Regions from separate parts of the Homo sapiens genome. Here region 1 is linked to region 2. The links are chromatin loops, found by intact Hi-C in ENCODE. Cell type or tissue: endothelial cell of umbilical vein. All regions are shown on one strand. Links, peaks and the distances in the headings refer to the core of each region. The heading gives the core; the rest is flanking DNA.

What was found. Peaks named below come from ENCODE experiments on the same cell type or tissue, not always from the same donor. Only the 100,000 strongest peaks of a DNase experiment are listed, where the experiment ranks them.
Region 1: it touches region 2 in a loop (2.8-fold over the local background); 18 of 110 quality-filtered maps call a loop at or near these places.

Annotation. Positions count from the first base shown.
Region 1 is chr6:142,955,716-142,965,158 of GRCh38, forward strand. It overlaps HIVEP2-DT (HIVEP2 divergent transcript), which reads left to right. Exons shown (of 3, transcript XR_001744397.3): 3 at 704-7,564. Among named protein-coding and RNA genes, the nearest start is that of HIVEP2-DT, 14 kb to the left of the region's middle. In endothelial cell of umbilical vein, for the core only: no CTCF peak of the experiment used is centred there; a DNase peak (open chromatin) is centred at 4,566; H3K27ac peaks cover 875 bases.
Region 2 is chr6:143,020,995-143,032,558 of GRCh38, forward strand. LINC01277 (long intergenic non-protein coding RNA 1277) reads right to left here. Exons shown (of 3, transcript NR_038987.1): 2 at 672-959. Among named protein-coding and RNA genes, the nearest start is that of LINC01277, 11 kb to the right of the region's middle. In endothelial cell of umbilical vein, for the core only: a CTCF peak has its summit at 6,271; a DNase peak (open chromatin) is centred at 6,237.

The DNA.
Region 1 (9,443 bases), core at 1-8,000, 67 kb before region 2:
GCTCTTGAAAATCTAGTTTTTCAAATTTTCTGTTTTACACAGAAAATGTGATATTTAGCTGAGTGGCTTAGTTAGAGCATCAAGTGCTAGATGTATGTAACTTTAAAAATTAGTAATTATGTGAAATCTTAAGGTGTATATACAGATACATATACATATCTTCTCTCTAGTAAATATCATGTGCACTTGTCATTTTAAAAGACATTTCTAGCAGTATAATATATTGATCCAAGTATATATAAACTTAAAGATATGCTAAAAACAAATAACCAATTGGCATCTTTAAAATTCACCCTTCGTTAAATGAAACCATGATGCTATTTTTAAAAAACGATAATATACGTATAATGAGAAATATTAAATGTCATGGCCTGGGCAAAATTTGAAGAAGAAAAAACATCAAGACAATTGCATTTAAGTTTCCAACAAGAGATTACATCACTAGGTTTATTGTATTTATACAAATATAGTAGCAATGTTTGCAAAATGCCCCTAAAATTCCTGAGTGAAAGCAGAAATGAAGAACATTTGCATGATTATAAATATCAGGATATCTGAAAGCATAAAGGTATTTGGTTGAGTTTTTCCATTGTCATCCAGATTTGATTACATAGAACAAATTGAAGGCCTCTTATTGTTTTGGTGTTTCAGAACTTAGCAAAGGGGCTGCCACTCATTTCGGCTTTTTTCTTAATTATTCCAGGGTTCCATGAACTGCTTCCTCTGACATGAGATCTAACAAGGCTAAAGACTAAAATGCAGCTGTTTACAGCGTAAGTAGGAGGCCGTCCCGTGCAGTGCAAAATCAACAGAGAGGAGACAGTCCTATGCCTTCGAGAGACAGTCTGCTGATACTGTCATGATGTCTAGTGACAGGCCAGAGATCAAAACCCAACACCCTCATTTACCTGACAGTGATTTGGCCAATCCCTTAACATCTCTAAGAGCTTCATTTTTCTACAAAATTGAGACAATAGTATTTGTTTCATAGTGTTACTGTCAGGGTTAAATGTTATACATTAAGCATTTAATATATGCTGCTTGTTTATCTAAATATTCATGGTCAGGCACTAACTTCTTATGTGACTCTGAGCAATGCATTCATCTCTGTACCTGTTTCCTCATCCATAAATTGGGAGTTGAACAAGGTGAGCCCTAAGTTTCGTTCCAACTTCAATATTCTATAATTCTTGCAACTTATATGGCCTCAGTTTTCTTATCTTTATAATGGGCATAAGAGTACCTACCTCACAGAATTTTTGAGAGGATAAAATGAATTAAGACAGGTAGAAAATTCTTAGAACAGTGCCTGCCACATTGGAAGTGCTTAATATGTATTAGCTGTGATGATGCTGCTAATGATGAAGATGATAATGACCCTATTTGCAGATAGTATGGCAGCCATAAAACATTCAGTATCAGATTGATTACATTCTCTTATTTTCTGAGTCAATGCCAGAGCTACCAAGATTTTATTCTTTAAAGGTTCTTCAAGACTAAATTCTTTTTACATGATATGATTATTACACATTGTATGTCCGTATCAGACCAGCCTGGCCAACAAGGTGAAACCCCATCTCTAAAAATACAAAAATTAGCAGGGCATGGTGGCACGCACCTGTAGTCCCAGCTACTCGGGAGGCTGAGGCAGGAGAATCACTTGAACCCGGGAGGCAGAGATTGCAGTGAGCTGAGATCGTGCCACTGCACTCCAGCCTGGCAGAGTGAGACTCCATCTTAAAAAATAAATAAATAAATAAATAAATAAATCTCATGTACTCCATAGATATGGGGTACCTACTATGTACTCACAAAAATTAATTTTTTTTTAGAAAAGCCTAAGCTCATTTGCTTCTTAGTAAGAATTATGTTAAGATTTCCCAGTGTAGATACCCTAGGCTGCTAATTTTTTTTCTTTTGTTATCAGTATCTTAAGAAATTAATTGGCCCGGGAGTGGTGGCTCATGCCTGTAATCCCTGCAGTTTGGAAGGCCAAGATGGGAGGATTGTTTGAGGCCAAGAGTTCAAAACCAGCCTGGGCAACATAGTGAGATACTATCTGTATATAAAATAAAAAAATTAGTGAGGCATGGTGTCATAAGCCTGTGGTCCCAGCTACTTGGGAGGCTGAGGTGAGAGGATTGCTTGAGCCCAGGAGGTCAAGGCTGCAGTGAGCTGTGATGGTGACACTGCACTCCAGCCTGGGCTATAGAGCAAGACCCTGTCACCCTCCTCAAAAAAAAAAAAAAAAAGCAATTAATTGATTTATTTATGGCCATTCTCTCTTTTTGTGAGCTGGATATGTGTTCACTTTCATTCTAAAAACGTACAGCCCCCAAAGCCCACACATGTTGTCAAAGCTCACTACATTTACCTAGAGAGTTTCCTGTAGTCTCCTCTTTCAAGTATTTTAAATAATGCGTAATTTCTTCATGTAACTGAAACATGTTAATGTTGAGTTGGCACAGGAAGAAAAGTTTTGATTTACTCAGAACTGGGATTTGTGTGGGTCATTTCCTAGTCCTCCTAAGTATTTAACAAATGTAAAATGTAACACACAATTAAATAAGCTACCCAAGCCAAATGAACTGGTGAGTGCATTATAAATAGCAACCAAAATTATTCTTCAGTTGTTAACTGGTATGTCCTGATTTAATAATGAATTACATCATTTGACAAATGAGATAAGACTTCCACCTTTAGCTTTCTGATCCAAACTTCTAATAGTTGAAATGTATTATTACCATCTGGTGTCTGGCCTCTGAAATGCCCTGGCGATATCTGCCTCATTTCAAGTAGTTGGGGCTTGCATATGCCAGCAAAGCACTCTCCGAAGTGTCTTGATTGGCAGGCCCAGAGAGAAGGCTAAGAACCGAATGAACCATGGAGATATAGCTCCAGCTCTGTAGAAGTTTCCTCTGGTTCAAGGCAGACTCATTTTCTTAGTTTGTGCAGCAAAAAAATTGTCATGATCGAAGTTGTTTTTATTTTGGATCTCAATCCTGAAGGATGCAATTCCTATACTTACCAAGAATGTTTCCATCTGTTTTAAATTATTTCACTCCTTTTACAAACTGGCAATAATTTTAACACCTTTTATTTTCAGTGAAAATAATTCGAGAATGAAGCTGAGAATGATACATAAGCCTAGAGTTTTAACTCAGTGAAGTAATATGATTCTGACAGTTCTTTATTTTTTCCACATTGTGTTAGATTCCTAGTAAAAAGGGAAGATGAATCTTATTGCTTTCAAAAACCTGACAATATGGTATGTAGGACAGAATGAACATACATAGAACAATATCCAATAACACAGATGAAGGTGTCAAAGCCATTGCCAGACAGAGTGGTGCAGATTGTGAGATCAGTTTTCTTGGTAAGTGTTATGGACTGAATGTTGGTATTCTCTAACATTCATAGATTATAATCTAATCCCCAATGTGATGGTAGCACTATCTGGGGGTGAGACCTTTGGGAAGTAAAGGTCTTTTTCTCTCCACACCTGACCAAAAGTAGGAGCTCAACAAATGTATGTGCACTGAAATGGAATGGGGGCAAACAGCCTGGTGGTATAGTACAAAGCAAAATTTGGTTATGGTAGGAGCAGTACAGATACATCTGGATCACAATCTAAATTCTCTCCAGGGACCAAATACATAGATTTACCCCTTGGGTTATTGGTCTGGTAGACTCTTAATTTTTAATAGGGTTTATATAATCTAGACTTCTTATAACCTCTGCCCCACTGGATATAGGTATTACTCAGTTGAAGTTAAAAATTGAATATAGGATTATATGCAATGCTTTATCTATAACTTTCTTGTAAGGATAAACTCAGTACATCTCTGGTTTTCTAATATTTTGGAGGAAATGTTACAAATAGGTAAGGAAAGTTTGAGCCTCATTTACGCATGAGGGTGGACCCCTCCTGAATGAGATTAATGTCCTTATAAGAAAAGGCCAGAGAGCTAGCTCACTCTCTTTCAGCATGTGAGGACACAAGAAGCCCAGAGTCTGCAACCTGAAAGAGGGCCCTCACTAGAACCCAATCATGCTGACGCTGTGATCTTGGACTTTCAGGCTCCAGAACTGTGAGAAATAAATTTCTGTTGTTTATAAGCCATCCATTTCATGACAATTTGTTATAGTGGCCTGAACAAAGACAATAGGTATAAAAGAGAATTGATAAAGATGAAATTTAGGAATACAATTAGAAGTGAAATGCAAATAACAAGAGGGTGACCCCGGAGTAGAAAAGTGTCTGTGTCTGGTAGATTTGAATAGTTTACAAATGCCAAGCCTGTGCAAAATAGGAGTTACCAATATTAATGGCTGCATCATTACAAGGTGTATCCAAAAGACACTTAAGATTAAGTCTGTGTTTGTCAGTGGGGAGGTGAGAGTAGGAAATGTTAAATAACCTGCCCTTTGTCACTCAGCCAACAAGTAAGAGAGCAGGGAATCAAGTTCAGATCTAAGTCCTCTAAAGTTATTCCCCAAACTCCTCACAGCTTCACTTAATAACCATTTCCTGCTTTGGTTGACTTTACAAAGATGACCATACATTTGAGAGCAAAAGGGGAAGCTATGAATCATTACATCTGGACAAATGGCATGAATCAAGATCATCCACTGCCAACTAGAGTGTATGTTCATCTTCTGTCTATATATCTTCATTCCCAGACATCTACCAGACATCCAGTGACTTATCTGAGAAGTACACTTGGAGGTCAGTTTCTTGGAGTAAATTGATCAAAGTGTTAAAATTCTGGAAAGTTATTGTATTTTAAAATAGTTCACACAAAAAAATAGTACAATGAAATGAATCACTATTAGTGGAATTTCAGGCCCTCAGGTACCTGATAATAAGAACTCTTTCAAAACAACATAACTTTCCTGGTACCTGTCAAATCACAATTTCTATATGAGATATGGCCAGCTGGGTATTCAAGGATAATTGGTCAGCTACTGTGATGATTAATATGGAGTGTCAACTTGTTTGCATTGAAGGATGCAAAGTATTGTTCCTGGGTTTGTCTGTGAGGGTTGTATTAGTCTGTTTTCATGACACTGATAAAGACATATCTGAGACTGGGCAATTTACAAAAGAAAGAGGTTTATTGGACTTTCAGTTCCACATGGCTGGGGAGGCCTCACAATCATGGTGGAAGGTGAAAAGCACATCTCACATGGCGGCAGACAAAAGCAGAGAGCTTGTGCAGGGAAACTCTCATTTTGAAAACCATCATATCTCATGACACTTATTCACTATCATGAGAACATCATGGGAAAGACCTGCTCCCATGATTCAATTACCTCCCACTGGGTCACTCCTACAACACGTGGGAATTCAAGATAACATTTGGGTGAGGATACAGCCAAATCATATCAAGGGTGCTGCCAAAGGAGATTAACATTTGAGTCAGTAGACTGGAAGAGGCAGACCCACCCTCAATCTGAGTGGTTACCATCTAAGCATCTGCCAATGCAGCTAGAATAAAGCAAGCAGAAGAAAGTGGAATGAGAAGACTTGCTGAGTCTTCTGGTCATCATCTTTTCCCCATGCTGGATGCTTCTTGCCCTTGAACATCAGACTCCAAGTTCTTCAGCTTTCAGACTCTTGGACTTAGAGCAGTGGTTTGCTAGGGGCCCTCAGGCCTTCAGCCACAGACTGAAGCCTGCACTGTCGACTTCCCTACTTTTGAGGTTTTGGTACTTGGATTGGCTTCCTTGCTCCTCAGCTTACAGCTGGCCTATTATGGGACTTCACCCTGTGATCGTGAGTCAATTATCCTAATAAACTCCCCTTCATATATACATATATATTATTAGTTCTTACCTCTAGCGAACCCTGACTAATACAGATTTCTAGATGTACAGATGGATTGAGAGGCAAACACTCTAAATTAACAAGGCAGAAATGAAAGAGCTGTTCTGCCCAAGATCTTCAGCACTGCTCAGACCTCTATAAGAATTTCTTATCCAGTTCAAAACTTATCAACTTAAGAAAAATATAGAAAATTTGTAAAGCATTCAGAAGAAACTAAAGACTAAAGCAAAATGATATGTTCAAATACTTAACACTGCCAAAATGTAATGCATTTCAATAAAGTGATATATGTCCTTAACTCACACAAATTAATAAATGTCTAATAGACATACATATGGGAAGTGAATATCAAATGCCTGTGTACTATTTGTATAAAATCTAAGTTAAAACTCATTTCCATCCCAAAGATGTGTGATATGTAAAATAATATTCTACGTATTTTGTTTAATTTTGGGGGGTCATTTAAGATTTTTTTATTTGCAGAAAAAAGATGCTACAAACAAAATTAATGGGAAAAAACAAAAATTAGTACCAAAAGAGGAAACGAGGACAAGGAAAAACACGAGCACATAGAAAAATGTAAAAATACTCAAGCCAGGCTCAGAGAACCAGCATCCCTGACAGCAAGTGTTGTTAAACATCCACGTGGGTTGCTAAGGAAGGTTAGGGAATCTCCCTTTCCCAGAAGTCTTTAAAAATAGGATAACATCTGTTTGGATGGGATAATGGTGGTACTGCTTGACTTGGCAGCTTCTTAAGCAAACCTATGGTTTGGTAATTCTACCATTTCTATTTCTGATTTGAAAAGTAACAAATAACTTCAGTTCACCTAGAAAATTGGGCCTTATAATGACTTGTAATATTGTCTTATAAAACTATTTTCATTGTCATTAATAGTGCAAAGGTAGATAATTGAGGTTTTCAGAGTATACTTGAATTTGCAGCCAAGGCTCAAACTTTCCTTATCTATTTGTAACATTTCCTCCAAAATATTAGAAAACCAGAGATGTACTGAGTTTATCCTTACAAGAAAGTTATAGATAAAGCATTGCACATAATCCTATATTCAATTTTTAACTTCAACTGAGTAATGCCTGTATTCAGTGGGGCAGAGCTTATAAGAAGTCTAGATTATATAAACCCTATTAAAAATTGGAGTCTGCCAGACCAATAACCCAAGGGGTAAAACATATATATTTGGTCCCTGGAGAGAATTTAGACTGTGATCCAGATGTATCTGTACTCCTCTTACCATAACCAAATTTTGCTTTCTACTATACTACCAGACTGTTTGCCCCCATTCCTTTTCACTGCACATATATTTGTTGAGCTCCTACTTTTGGTCAGGTGTGGAGAGAAAAAGCCCACAGTCCCTGCCCTTGAGGAACACATAATCCAAAAAAAAATGCATGGGTGGCTCCAGGTGTTGTAGGGTCTTAGGCAAGTATAATTTTGGACATGCATTTTAAGAAAAAGAATACAAAATTACAAATGCAGAATTACTAATAAAAGTGAATATTTATTGTATAGAGAAAATTAATCACAACAAATTACAAGTTTTAGCATTCTCACAAATGCCAGAAATACCACAAAATCTCAGAAAAAAACCTATATTTTGTATTAATTAGCTGACTGATCACATGTATAATTCTACGTGTTCTACTTTTGGTTGCATATTGTTGACCACATGAGAAAAATTTCTTTATTTACTTATTCAGATGGAGTTTCGCTCTGTCGCCCAGGCTGGAGTGCAGTGGCGCTATCTCATCTCACTGCAACCACTGCCTCCCAGGTTCAAGCGATTCTCCTGCCTCAGCCTCCCGAGTAGCTGGGACTACAGGGGCATGCCACCAGGCCCAGCTAATTTTTGTATTTTTAGTAGAGACGGGGTTTCACCATGTTGGCCAGGATGGTCTCAATCTCTTGACCGCATGATCCACCCGCCTCGGCCTACAAAAGTGCTGGGATTACAGGCGAGAGCCACCACGCCAGGCCAAGAATTGTTTATATTATTTTCTATACAGAGAAAACAGTGATAATTTATTCAGTCATTCCTTTGGCATGATTGAAATTTGTTTTCTTTCTGGCTCACAACTCTTTAATAATTATAAGTAAGTTTTCAGGATTGTTGTCAAGTACAGGAAAACTTCAGTCAAATTTCTTTCATATATGAACTGCAAGAGCTATAAGATTTCAGGGCATTGATAATTTTCTTGCATGTAAGTAATTTTAAATACTCTTTCAATTGATGTTACTCATTAACCAGCTTGTCACTGGTGTCCTTGTTGTAATGGTGTAGTGTGAGTTCAATTTTATCTCTGTCAATGTCAGGATTGTGTATCAAATTTGAAAGAAATTTAAGTATTTTCTCAAAGAGTTCATGTGATTCAGTCCTCTGGGTTAAATGTGTTATCAAAAACTAAAAAGCCCATTCAGTACTTCCCTCTTCCTGTTAATGAATTATTGCTCTTTGTATTATCTAAAAATATTTCTGTTACAATTTACTTCTTGATGTCAAAGTGATTTCTATTTGACTTTATCTCTCAATTGTTTTTTCATATCCTATCAAATTTCATCTGCATTTTCTCCCAGTTTCTTATTACATTAATTCATAGATGACAAAAGAGTTACTCTTCATATATGCCCATATTAGGAGTCATTGATTTCTGTGGGTTTTTAATTGAAAAGATCCAAAACATCTATGCAAATTCCAGTTAAAATGAAGTATTTATGTCTTATTAATTTTTTGAATAATCTGTTCACTTCTTGTTTTTGTTACTCTTCCATGACTTTAAAAATATATTTCAGGGTCATTAAATTGCACTGTACAATGTTTTAAGACTTGAGAAGCTTTAGTGTGGGCAAACCAAACCATGTTGTTACCTTTAGACTCTTAAAAGAAATACTCTTGTTGGCATTTTAAAAGTTGAGGTAAAATTACCATTCAATAAAATGTACATATCATAGTGTTCAGCTCAATGAGTTTTGAATAGGCCAGGCGCATTGACTCACTCCTGTAATCCCAGCACTTTGGGAAGCCAAGGCAGGTGGATCATGAGATCAGGAGTTCAAGACCAGCATGACCAACATGGTGAAACCCCGTCTCTGCTAAAGAATACAAAAATTAGCCAGGCGTGGTGGCACGTGCCTGTAGTCCCAGCTACTTGGGAGGCTGAGGCAGGAGAATCGCTTGAACCTGGGAGGCGGAGGCTGCAGTGAGCCGAGATAGCACCACTGCACTCCAGCCTGGGCGACAGAGCGAGACTCTGTCTCAAAAAGACAAAACAAATAGAGGGCATTTCCAGCATCCAGAAAGTTCCCTTTCTCATCCGTACCCCCTTCCTCATCCATCCTCACCCCCAGAGCAACCCTTTTCTAATTCTGTCACCATAATACATTTCGCCTACTCTCAGACTTCACATCAGTGGAATCACTCAGTATGTAATCTTTTGTGTCTTATTTTGCTCAGCATGATTTTGAGAATCAACCACATTGTTGCATGTATGGACAGTTTGTTCTGTCTTATTATGAAGTGTTATTTCACTATATAAATATACCATTATTTGTTTATTCATTCTCCTATCGATGGACATTTAGGTTCTTTCCAGCTGGG
Region 2 (11,564 bases), core at 1,589-9,588:
ACACACCCTTCTTCACATGATGGCAGGAAGGAGAAGTGCCTAGCAAATGGGGGAAAGCCCCTTATAAAACCATCAGATATCGTGAGAACTCACTACCATGAGAAGAGCAGCATGGGGGTAACCAACCCCATGATTCAATTACCTCCCACTAGGTCCCTCCCATGACACATGGGGATTATGGAAACTACAATTCAATATGAGATTTGGGTAAGGACATAGCCAAACCATACACATCACACCATGCTTTTTAAAAGTTGACATCATCAAATGGCTATAATTATACAATAATTTTATTCTAATCATTCCCTAATTTTCCTTTTTATGTTATTTTAATTAATCCTGTTTTGAACAGCTTTATGTATAATTTTTAGTTTACATCTTGGATTATAAGAGTCCTATGACTAAGGATTTCTACCTATTTTGATACCGTGGTCTAGTATTCTAAATATTTTAAAAATTTATTTTAAAATGAACTTTGTATTCTAGAATGGTCTTAGATTTATAGGGAAGTTGCAAAGATAGTACACAGGGTTCCCACAACCCTGCACCCAGTTTCTCTAATTGTTAACATCTTCCGTTACTATGGTACATTTGTCAAAACTAATGAATCAATATTGATACATCATTATTAATTAAAGTTCACACTTTATTCGTATGTTCTTAGATTTTACCTGTTGTCCTTTTGCTGTTCCAGAAACCCACCCCGAATACCACTGAGTCATCACGTTTCCCTGGATTGTCTTTAGGCTGTGGCAGTTTCTCAGACTTTCCTTGCTTTTGATGACCTTGACAGTTTCGATGAATATTAATCAGGCATTTTGTAGAATCTTCCTCAATTTGGACTTGTATGATGTTTTCCTCATGATTAGATGGTGGTTACAAATTTTGGGGAGGAAGAACACAGAGGTAGAATGCCATTTTCCTCACATCACATCGAAGGTTCATGCTGTCAACGTGACCTGTCATGGATGATGTCAAATGCGATTATGTGGCTGAAGCAGAGTTATTTTCCAATAAGAGTTACTCTTTCCCTTCCCTCCATGCTGTGTTCTTTAGAAGGAAGTCACTATGTGCAGCCCATACTTATGGGGGTTGTTGCAGGGGGAGTTATTCTCCATATCTTTGAGGGAATAGCTATACAAATTATTTGGAATTCTTTTGTACATGTTATTTATTCAATAACTCATGAATATTTGTTTTATACATTGGGATATAATGTAATACTGCACTATTTATTTTCTTGCTCCAATTATCCCAGCTGGGGCCATTGGAATATCTTTCTGTTGGCTTCTATATTCCTTTAACATACTCCGTTTTTGTTTTGTTTTTAGCATTTCCTTATTTGATGACACTACACGATGCTGCAGACTTGTCTTGTATATTTTCTGCCCCATTCCTAGAATCGGCCGTTTCTCCACAGAACCTGATGCTTTTTATTGGAGAATAGTATTACAAATCAAGATCTAGAAACTGAGTATGCTTAATACTTTATAACCTGTAATCAGCGATATTTTTTTCTAATTTTAATCCCATTCTCATTGCAATTAAAAATTCATATACAGACATGTAAAATATCTGCAATTAAGCCTATTCTTTGTGTCTTGTTCTCGACAGAGATAAAGCAAGGATGTTCTCAGGTATATGCTGGATTTCTTTTAATATTAATATGACTAAGGGTGATGCATGGATAGTTGCCTGCTGGGCAGAATGCCTTTTCACCCTTTCAGAGGTTCACCTGAAATCTCAGCCTCGGCCTCAGGGTCACCTCCTATAAGCTCTGTGAATTGCACAGGAGGAGGAACAAGGTCCACTCTGTCATTCTGCCTCACCTCAGTAAACACAGCCATGAAAAGCTACTTCTATTCTCATTTCTCTGACTTCACACCTTCCATTAAACAAACCCAAGATTCCACCTCTGAAAAATAAATTGTATATAGCAAGGCAGTACAACAGCAAAACAGATCCTGATTTGAAGCTCCATTTTGTACCATTCCATTCGTAACACAATTTTTATGAAACGACAAGACCAAAAGAACAAATTTAAGAAATATGAAGAACCACGTTCATTTTCATGCAGTCATTATAGGCATTGTCCAATGATCAAGACCGTTGGCATTGGAGCTAAAATAAGAATGGAGAAGTATTACAGTGGAGAATCGAATCCATCAATCACATTAACAGTAAATTGCACACTAATCCTTTATCTATTATTTACAGTATCAATAAGTGTATCCTGTCTAGACTACAGAGTACTTAAACTCAAAGGTGTCAATAATAACAAAGAATAACATTATTAAATAATAAGCATCAATTAAAAATTAAAATGAATAGAATATAAGAAAAAGCACCCTATAGATTGTGTTTATAAACCTAGCCTATTTTGTGAAACTGTTATAGGAATTATGATTTATGCTAGCTGATAAATCTGATTTTGACAATTGGGTAAACAAAAAAACTAAGATTTTTAAAATTAAATTTTTTTTGCTGGAAGAAGGATCCCTATATGAATAAAATTTTAAATTTACATAATCAATGTTTTAGTATTTCCAAATGTTTTATGTGGTTTTCAAATTTGTATCTTATCAGGGTCATGTCAAATAAAAAGAGCTAAAGTAAATGGTTTATCTTGACCAAATTTAACAATCATGACTTCTATAGCTGCAAACAAAGCTTATCCGTTACCAAATGCAGTGTAGAATTTAACTTATATTTAGATAAAGTCAGGAAATGGCCTCTAAATGGTCCTCAATTTTCTTTCATTTAGACAAAAACTGAGTTTCCCCCTTTTGCTGAGTTGTTCAGTTAAAAGACTGTTTCATTTGGAGAGTGTGACTGATGGCTCCCTGTGAGAATGGGCAGGGCAGAGCCAGGCCTGACCGGAGAGGGAGCCACTCTGTCCCCTAGGAAGCTGACTCAGGTTCCAAGGCTTATGACCTGGGCTTTGGCCCATGGGCATTTACTCAGAGAAAATTTGTAGAGTACAATCACAGTTGTTGAGTATAATCATGATGGCCCCTGACCAGTCATTCATTTCATATAGGAACTACTTGGCATGTGTTTCAGAGGACTGGGCTGAGAGTGGAGATCCATGACATGATACCAGTGATCATGTGGGTCCTAAGGACAGGTGGTGCAGGTGTCCATGGCGAAACAAGGCCTTAGCTGGTAGACTGGATTTCCAGGACAGGATCCTAATACCCACCAGGAAATCTGTCTGGAAGAAAAACAAGCTCCTAGGTTTCTGAGAGGAAAACCAGATAGGTTATTTAACAAAGATCTTAAATTAGATTACTGCAGAAGCTCAACTTTAGAATCAGTGGCACATAGCAAGGTTGAGCTTATAGACAAGACCACCTTCTTTTAAGAGCCTGACACTGAAGGATGCGTGACTAGGGTGTGAGCATAGGAGTCAAATTCAGCAGGAGACATTGATCCTAGATCAGATTAAAAGCAAAGGGGTCTTAGCCTCAGAAAAGTAGCTGCTGGAACAGAGTACATGGAAGGCCTGTAATTTGGGACTGACTGGCTAACTTGGTAGCTTTTAGTATGGGGTCAAACCTAATGGGACTTGATATTAAGAATGGGACTTGATACTGAGGCTTCTGCCTGGGGGATTAGCACAGTTTAAATATGGCCTGACACAGGGGTGGAGTTGCTCTTGTATATGGGATGTCAGGAGTCCCAGCTGTGAGGAACTGGGAATTATACAGACTGAAATCAGAAGACATGATGACTAAATGTAATGTCACACACCCTGAATTGGATCCTGGGGCAGAAAGAGGTTATTAGGTAAAAAGTAAAAATATTTGAATAACGTTTGGTCTTTAGTTAATTAAAATATGTCAATAACCATTCACTAGTTGTTAAAAATGAATCATAGAGATGTGGTATGTTAACAATAACAGAAACTGGGTACAGGTTATATAGCCACCTTCTGTACTATCATCACGACTTTTTTTTGTAAATCTGAAACTATTCAAAAGTAAAAGTTTTTTTTTTTTTTTTAAATCAGGCACCTTATTATCTTCCTCTTCTTTTTTGTTTTCTCATGGAGAAAATAGCATTTCCATTTCATTTTATCTGAGTGCTTTAGTATCTTTCCAGTAATATGTTTTATGTTTTTTTGTCTCTGTCATATATAAAAATGAGCCCATTTTGCTTACATACTACAATGTCTTAGTCTAGTCAGGCTGCTATAACAAAAATGCCATAAACTGAGTGATTTCTATGCAATAGGAATTTATTTCTCATAGTTCAGAAGGCCAGGAAGCTCAAGAACAAGGTGCCAGCAGATTTGCTACCAGGTGAGGGCCCACTCTGGTTCACAGAAGGCATCTTTTCCACCCTCACTTGGTGGAAGGGGTAAGGGGTCTTTCTTGGACCTCTTGTAAAAGGCACAACCTATTCATGAGGGTTCCATCTTCATGATCTAATCATTTCCCAAAGGTCTCACCTCCTAATACTGTCACATAAGAGAAGTTTTCAACTATTGAATTTCGAGGCACAAACACTCAGATCATAGCATAACAAAAATTGTTCAATAACAAAAAATAACATGTACTATGACTTCAGGTATGATATTAATTGAAGAAATGATTTCATAAATGTGAATAAAGCATATTTTTAAAATAGTGTTTAAAAACAGAATAAATTTACTTTCAAGTCAATAAAGGTTACTTTTTAAATTAATGCTTGACATCATTTTAAATTTAATTTATCCCCTTACTTCCTTCTTTCATCTCTCTCTCTCTACCTGTTGCATTTTGTTAAAAATCTACAATTATATTTGATAGTTATAAAAAGCTTAGAGTTGTCATACCTTTGACACCATCTACTTCAATTCTATCTTTTGATAAGGAAATGGAGGTTCAGGATTTTGATAAGCTACCCAAAATGAGCTATGCAATTCTATTTATTAATAAATAGCAAAACTGGGCCTAGATCCAGTAGTCTACCAGTATTAGTCGGTTTTCATGCTGCTGATAAAGACATACCCAAGACTGGGCAATTTACTAAAGAAAGAGGTTTATTGGACTTAACAGTTCCATGTGACTGGGGAGGTCTCACATCATGGTGGAAAGCAAGGAGGAGTAAGTCACATTTTATGTGGATGGCAGCAGACAAAGAGACCTTGTGCAGGGAAACTCCCAGTTTTAAAACCATCAGATCTCGTGGGACCCATTCACTATCACAAGAAAAGCACGGGAAAGACCAGCCCCCATGATTCCATCATCTTCCACTGGGTCCCTCACACAACACATGGGAATTATGGGAGCTACAAGATGAGATTTGGGTGGGGACACAGAGCCAATCCACATGACTACCTCCTAACAAAAAGCACATTTTAATGCACAGTCTTGCCTTCACTCTATAAAAATTACTTTGTTTCTAGAGTTATTCTTGAAATTTCCCTTCCTATAAAGACAAAGACAAGTTTGTGTCAATGGCTATTTGCTTGGACTTTATCATCCATTGTTTCAGCAGGACTGATGTGAATCCTTTTACAGCTTAACTTTATAACCTCTTTAAAAGGAAATGCTGAAAAAAATTCATGATTCTCATACTTAGATAAAAATGCCAGCCAGTTAATAATTTATAAAATAATTTTGCTACTATATGGATTTTCTCCCATCTAGTCCAATTTTCTGAGTTGCATATATGTGCTAAAATTTTAAGAGTGTAAACAGCAAAGTTGTTTTTAAAATTAGCTCTCCAAAGAATTATAAAGCAGTAAAGGAAATGAAATATGTTAGCCTTGAAGGTGATGCTATAAAGATATACAGTTAGTGTAGGAAGAAACATGTTCATTTGTATATTCTGGGCTGTTCTTTATTTTGTGGCTGCAGTCTACTTGCTATGATTTTCCCTGAGGGAATTTCTGTTTCCATTCCAAGTGGTCTGTGTTCCAAAACAGCTACCAAAGTTTATTGCTAATGTTCTTTCCATTCCCTACAATTCAGTGTCTTGCCACATTAAAGAGGTGTTTTCATGTCTTCAGAGCATCTCTTCTGTACCCATCCCATCCCCAAACTACAGCTACCAGGGGCAGTTTCCCTGACAGCAGCTGCTGTCATCTTACGTGGCCTCCAGGGGTGGTTCAAGGAACAATGGAAAGGCATTTAGAAGTGAAAGAAAATAGGGCTTGACAGGTCAGATTACTGTTATGATAGGCCTGGGTTCCTGGATTTGTTGGTTGGGGGCCCTACCTTGCCATAGCTCCTAAGTTTAATTTGGGGCTTGGTGACTCTCTGGCGCCACACTCTGGCATCCTCATCATCGGCAAAACCCTTTGGACTCCATCAAGCAGTGCAGCGCAGATCATCACAGAGAAATGTGTGGAGAAAACAACGTAAAAATCTCTGTGAAATTTATCATATTCCAGAGATATAGGACTAACTTGAGGAATTTTCTTTCAAAATTTGTTTTCTTCAGGTATTTAAAGTCAGAGTTAGGCACAAGTTTGGCTTTGAGTTCCCCAGTTGTACCATATACTTCTTCATTTTCATTTTTTTCTATATACAAACAACATAGGCATCATTGAACAAACTTATTCAAAAGGAATAATGAAATCTCCACCCCATCCTTACACCATGCCTGAGAGAAAACCACTGATCGCAATTGGTCTATATCCTTCCAGTTTTTGGACTATGTTTATGCAAATATGTACACAAATATACTACAAAAAATATATCATACTGTGCGTGTATGTGTAACTTGCACTTGCCTTTTTACTAAACAATATACACTGGGTATCTTTCCATATCAATATACACAGAGTCATTTCATTCTTTTTAATAGCCACATAGTATTCCACTCTATTATACAGAGTTATTATAATCTATTTAACCAGTCCCGCAATGATAGGCATTTGGATTAGTTTCACACTTGTAATAAAAGTGGCATCATTATACATATATAATGATGTATATAATGATACATATATCTGTGATTACTTGGAGAAATATTTTTGCATAATAAATTTCTAGAAGAGAAAGACAAAATATATCAATGTATGCTTCCATCAAGAATGATTAAAGTCCATATTTTTTCCTATTATCATACCTAACAATGTAAATTTGTAATACATTTTGGTCTTTGTTAGTCTAATTTTTTTTTACTTAATTATAAGTGAGTTTGTGTATTTTTTAAGAGCTATCTTTAATGATCATCTGTGTTCTTTGTGAATTCTGTGTTCATATTTGTTGTTTATTTTCTGTAGTGGTGTTTTCCTTTATCTTACAGATTTGTGAAAGATAATTTTAACACATTGGGTATCATTGCAATTTCCCTCATTTTGTCATCTGTCTTTTATCTTGTTTATATAGTCATTTCATTCATTTTTTTCTTTATGGTTTCTACTTATCTGATGTGTTTAGAAAGGTGTTCCTTACATAAAAATTATTTTCCACTGGTACACTTATTATTTTTGTTATTTTTAAAACATTAACCAATCTAGAGACCTTTTAGGATATGGTTCTGAAGTAGGAATACAGATTCATTTCTTCCCAATTGGGTAGGAAAATTTTGTAGCCCATTTATTGAACAATATGTCTTTTCTCCACTAATATGAAATATCACTTTTATTATATAGTAAAGCTCATATATATCAAGGTCTATTTTTTATTATGAATAACTCCTTGACCTATTGATTTTTATCTCTATTAGTGTCAGAGTATTTTAATTGCTGTATTTTATAATATGTTTTAATAAATTACAGATGAGGACTTAATCATTTTCACATTGCTCATAGCATTATAACTTATTTATTACATTCCAAATGAAATTTTAAACTTATTTTTCAAGGTTCTGAAAATGCTTAATTTGGTTTTTAATTGTAATTGCAATAATTTTATTATAACTTACTACTTTATACTCTTCCCTCAATGTAGTTATGTTTCCTCATTTATTTTAGTCTTTCTTTTGTGTTTAACTGAAAATCTTGCATCTTTCTTATTGGATTTATTTCTAGGTATGTTTATTAGCATTACTAATGAGTCTTGTTTCCCACTTCATTTTCTAACTTTTATTGATTTTTGGTATATTAATCTTGTATTAACTGCTTTCTCGTACTTTCTGTTGCTGTAGCAGACAGTTTTCTTGATTTTACTCCAAGGTAGTTATATAATTTTTGGTAAATAATCATACATTTTACAACCAATATATACTTTTTTCCTTTCCTTATATTCTTTTATTGTCCATAAGTTCCAGAATCTTGTTGAATAATAGAAGTATTAATAGAAAGCATTCTCTATTTTTTTTATATTATACTTTAAGTTCTGGGGTACATGTGCACCAAGTGCAGGTTTGTTACGTAGGTATACATGTGCCATGTTGGTGTGCTGCACCCATCAACCCGTCATTTATATTAGGTATTTTTCCTAATGCTATCCCTCCCCCAGTCCCCCACCCACCTACAGGCCCCAGTGTGTGATGAGCCCCTCCCTGTGTCCATGTGTTCTCATTGTTCAATTCCCACTTATGAGTGAGAACATGTGGTGCTTGGTTTTCTGTCCTTGTGATAGTTTGCTGAGAATGATGGTTTCCACTTTCATTCATGTCCCTGTAAAGAACATGAACTCATCTTTTTTATGGCTGCATAGTATTCCATGGTGTATATGTGCCACATTTTCTTTATCCAGTCTATTACTGATGGGCATTTGGGTTGGTTCCAAGTCTTTGCTATTGTGAATAGTGTCACAATAAACATACATGTGCTTGTGTCTCTATAGCAGCATAATTTATAATCCTTTGGGTATATACCCACTAATGGGATTGCTGGGTTAAATGGTATTTCTAGTTCTAGATCCTTGAGGAATCACCACACTGTCTTCCACAACGGTTGAACTAATTTACACTCCCACCAACAGTGTAAAAGCATTCCTATTTCTCCACATCCTCTCCAGCACCTGTTTTTTCCTGACTTTTTAATGATCACTATTCTAACTGGTGAGAGATTGTATCTCATTGTAGTTTTGATTTGCATTTCTCTAATGACCAGTGATGATGAGCATTTTTTCATAAGTCTGTTGGCTGCATAAATGTCTTCTTTTGAGAAGTGTCTGTTCATATCCTTTGCCCACTTTTCGATGGGGTTGTTTTTTTCTTATAAATTTGTTGAAGTTCTTTGCAGATTCTGGATATTAGCCCTTTGTCAGATGGATAGATTGCAAAAATTTTCTCCAATTCTGTAGGTTGCCTGTTCACTCTGCTAAGAGTTTCTTTTGCTGTGCAGAAGCTCTTTAGTATAATTAGATCCCATTTGTCAATTTTGGCTTTTGTTGCCATTGCTTTTGGTGTTTTAGTCATGAAGTCTTTGCCCATGCCTATGTCCTGAATGGTAATGCTTAGGTTTTCTTCTAGGGTTTTTATGGTTTTAGATCTTACATTTAAGTCTTTAATCCACCTTGAGTTAATTTTTGTATATGGTGTAAGGAAGGAATCCAGTTTCAGCTTTCTACATATGGCTAGCCAGTTTTCCCAGCACCATTTATTAAATAGGGAATCCTTTCCCCATTGCTTGTTTTCGTCAGGTTTGTCAAATATCAGATGGTTGTAGATGTGTGGCATTATTTCTGAGGCCTCTGATCTGTTCCATTGGTCTATATAACTGTTTTGGTACCAGTAACACGCTGTTTTGGTTACTGTAGACTTGTAGTACAGTTTGAAGTCAGGTAGTGTGATGCCTCCAGCTTTGTTCTTTTTGCTTAGAATTGTCTTGGCTATGCGGGCCCTTTTTTTTCCCATATGAAATTTAAAGTAGTTTTTTCCAATTCTGTGAAGGAAGTCAGTGGTAGCTTGATGGGGATAGCATTGAAGGTATAAATTACCTTGGGCAGTATGGCCATTTTCACAATATTGATTCTTCCTATCCATAAGCATGAAATGTTCTTGTATTTGTTTGTGTCCTCTTTTATTTCATTGAGCAGTGGTTTGTAGTTCTCCTTCACATCCCTTGTAAGTTGCATTCCTAGGTATTTTATTCTCTTTGTAGCAATTGTGAATGGGAGTTCATTCATTATTTCACTCTCTATTTGCTTGTAATTGGTGTATAGATATACTTGTGATTTTTGCACACTGATTTTGTATCCTGAGACACTGCTGAAGTTGCTTATCAGCTTAAGGAAATTTGGGATGAGATGATGGGGTTTTCTAAATATATAATCATGTCATCTGCAAACAGAGACAATTTGACTTCCTCTTTTCATAATTGAATACCCTTTATTTCTTTCTCTTGTCTGATTGCCCTGGCCAGAACTTCCAATACTATGCTGAATAGGAGTGGTGAGAGAGGGTATACTTGTCTTGTGCCAGCTTTCAAAGGGAATGCTTCCAGTTTTTGCCCATTCAGTATGATATTGGCTGTGGGTTTGTCATAAATAGCTCTTATTATTTTGAGGTATGTCCCATCAATACCTAGTTTATTGAGAGTTTTTATCATGAAGGGCTGTTGAATTTTGTCAAAGGTCTTTTCTGCATCTATTAAGATAAGCATGTGGGTTTTGTCGTTGGTTCTGTTTATGTGATGGATTACGTTTATTGATTTGCATGTGTTGAACCAGCCTTGCATCCCAGGGATGAAGCCAACTTGATCATGGTGGATAAGTTTTTGATGTGCTGCTGGATTCGGCTTGCCACTATTTTATTGAGGATTTTTGCATCGATGTTTATCAGGGATACTGACCTAAAATTCTTTTTTTGTTGTGTCTCTGCCAGTCTTTGGTATCAGGATGATGCTGGCCTCCTAAAATGAGTTAGGGAGGATTCCCTCTTTTTCTATTGATTGGGATAGTTTCAGAAGGAACGGTACCAGCTCCTCTTTGTACCTCTGGTACAATTTGGCTGTGAATCCATCTGGTCCTGGACTTTTTTTGGTTGGTAGGCTATTAATTATTGCCTCATTTCAGAACTTGCTATTGGTCTATTCAGAGATACGACTTCTTCCTGGTTTAGTCTTGGGAGGGTGTATGTGTCCATGAATGTATCCATTTCTTCTAGATTTTCTAGTTTATTTGCATAGAGGTGTTTATAGTATTTTCTGATAGTAGTTTGTATTTCTGTGGGATTGGTGGTGATATCCCCTTTATCATTTTTTATTACGTCTATTTGATTCTTCTCTTTCTTCCTTATTAGTCTTTCTAGCAGTCCATGAATTTTGTTGATCTTCTCAAAAAACCAGATCCTGGGTTCATTGATTTTTTTGAAGGTTTTTTTTTTTGAGTCTCTATCTCCTTCGGTTCTGCTCTGATCTTAGTTATTTCTTGTCTTCTGCTAGCTTTTCAATTTGTTTGCTCTTGCTTCTCTAGTTCTTTTAATTGTGATGTTAGAGTGTTGATTTTAGATATTTCCTACTTTCTCTTGTTGGCATTTAGTGCTATAAATTTCCCTCTAACCACTGCTTTAAATGTGTCTAGAGAATCTGGTACGTTGTGTCTTCATTCTCAATGGTTTCAAAGAACATCTTTATTTCTGCCATCATTTCATTAGTTACCCAGTAGTCATTCAGGAGCAAGTTGTTCAGTTTCCATGTAGTTGAGTGGTTTTGAGTGAGTTTCTTAATCCTGAAT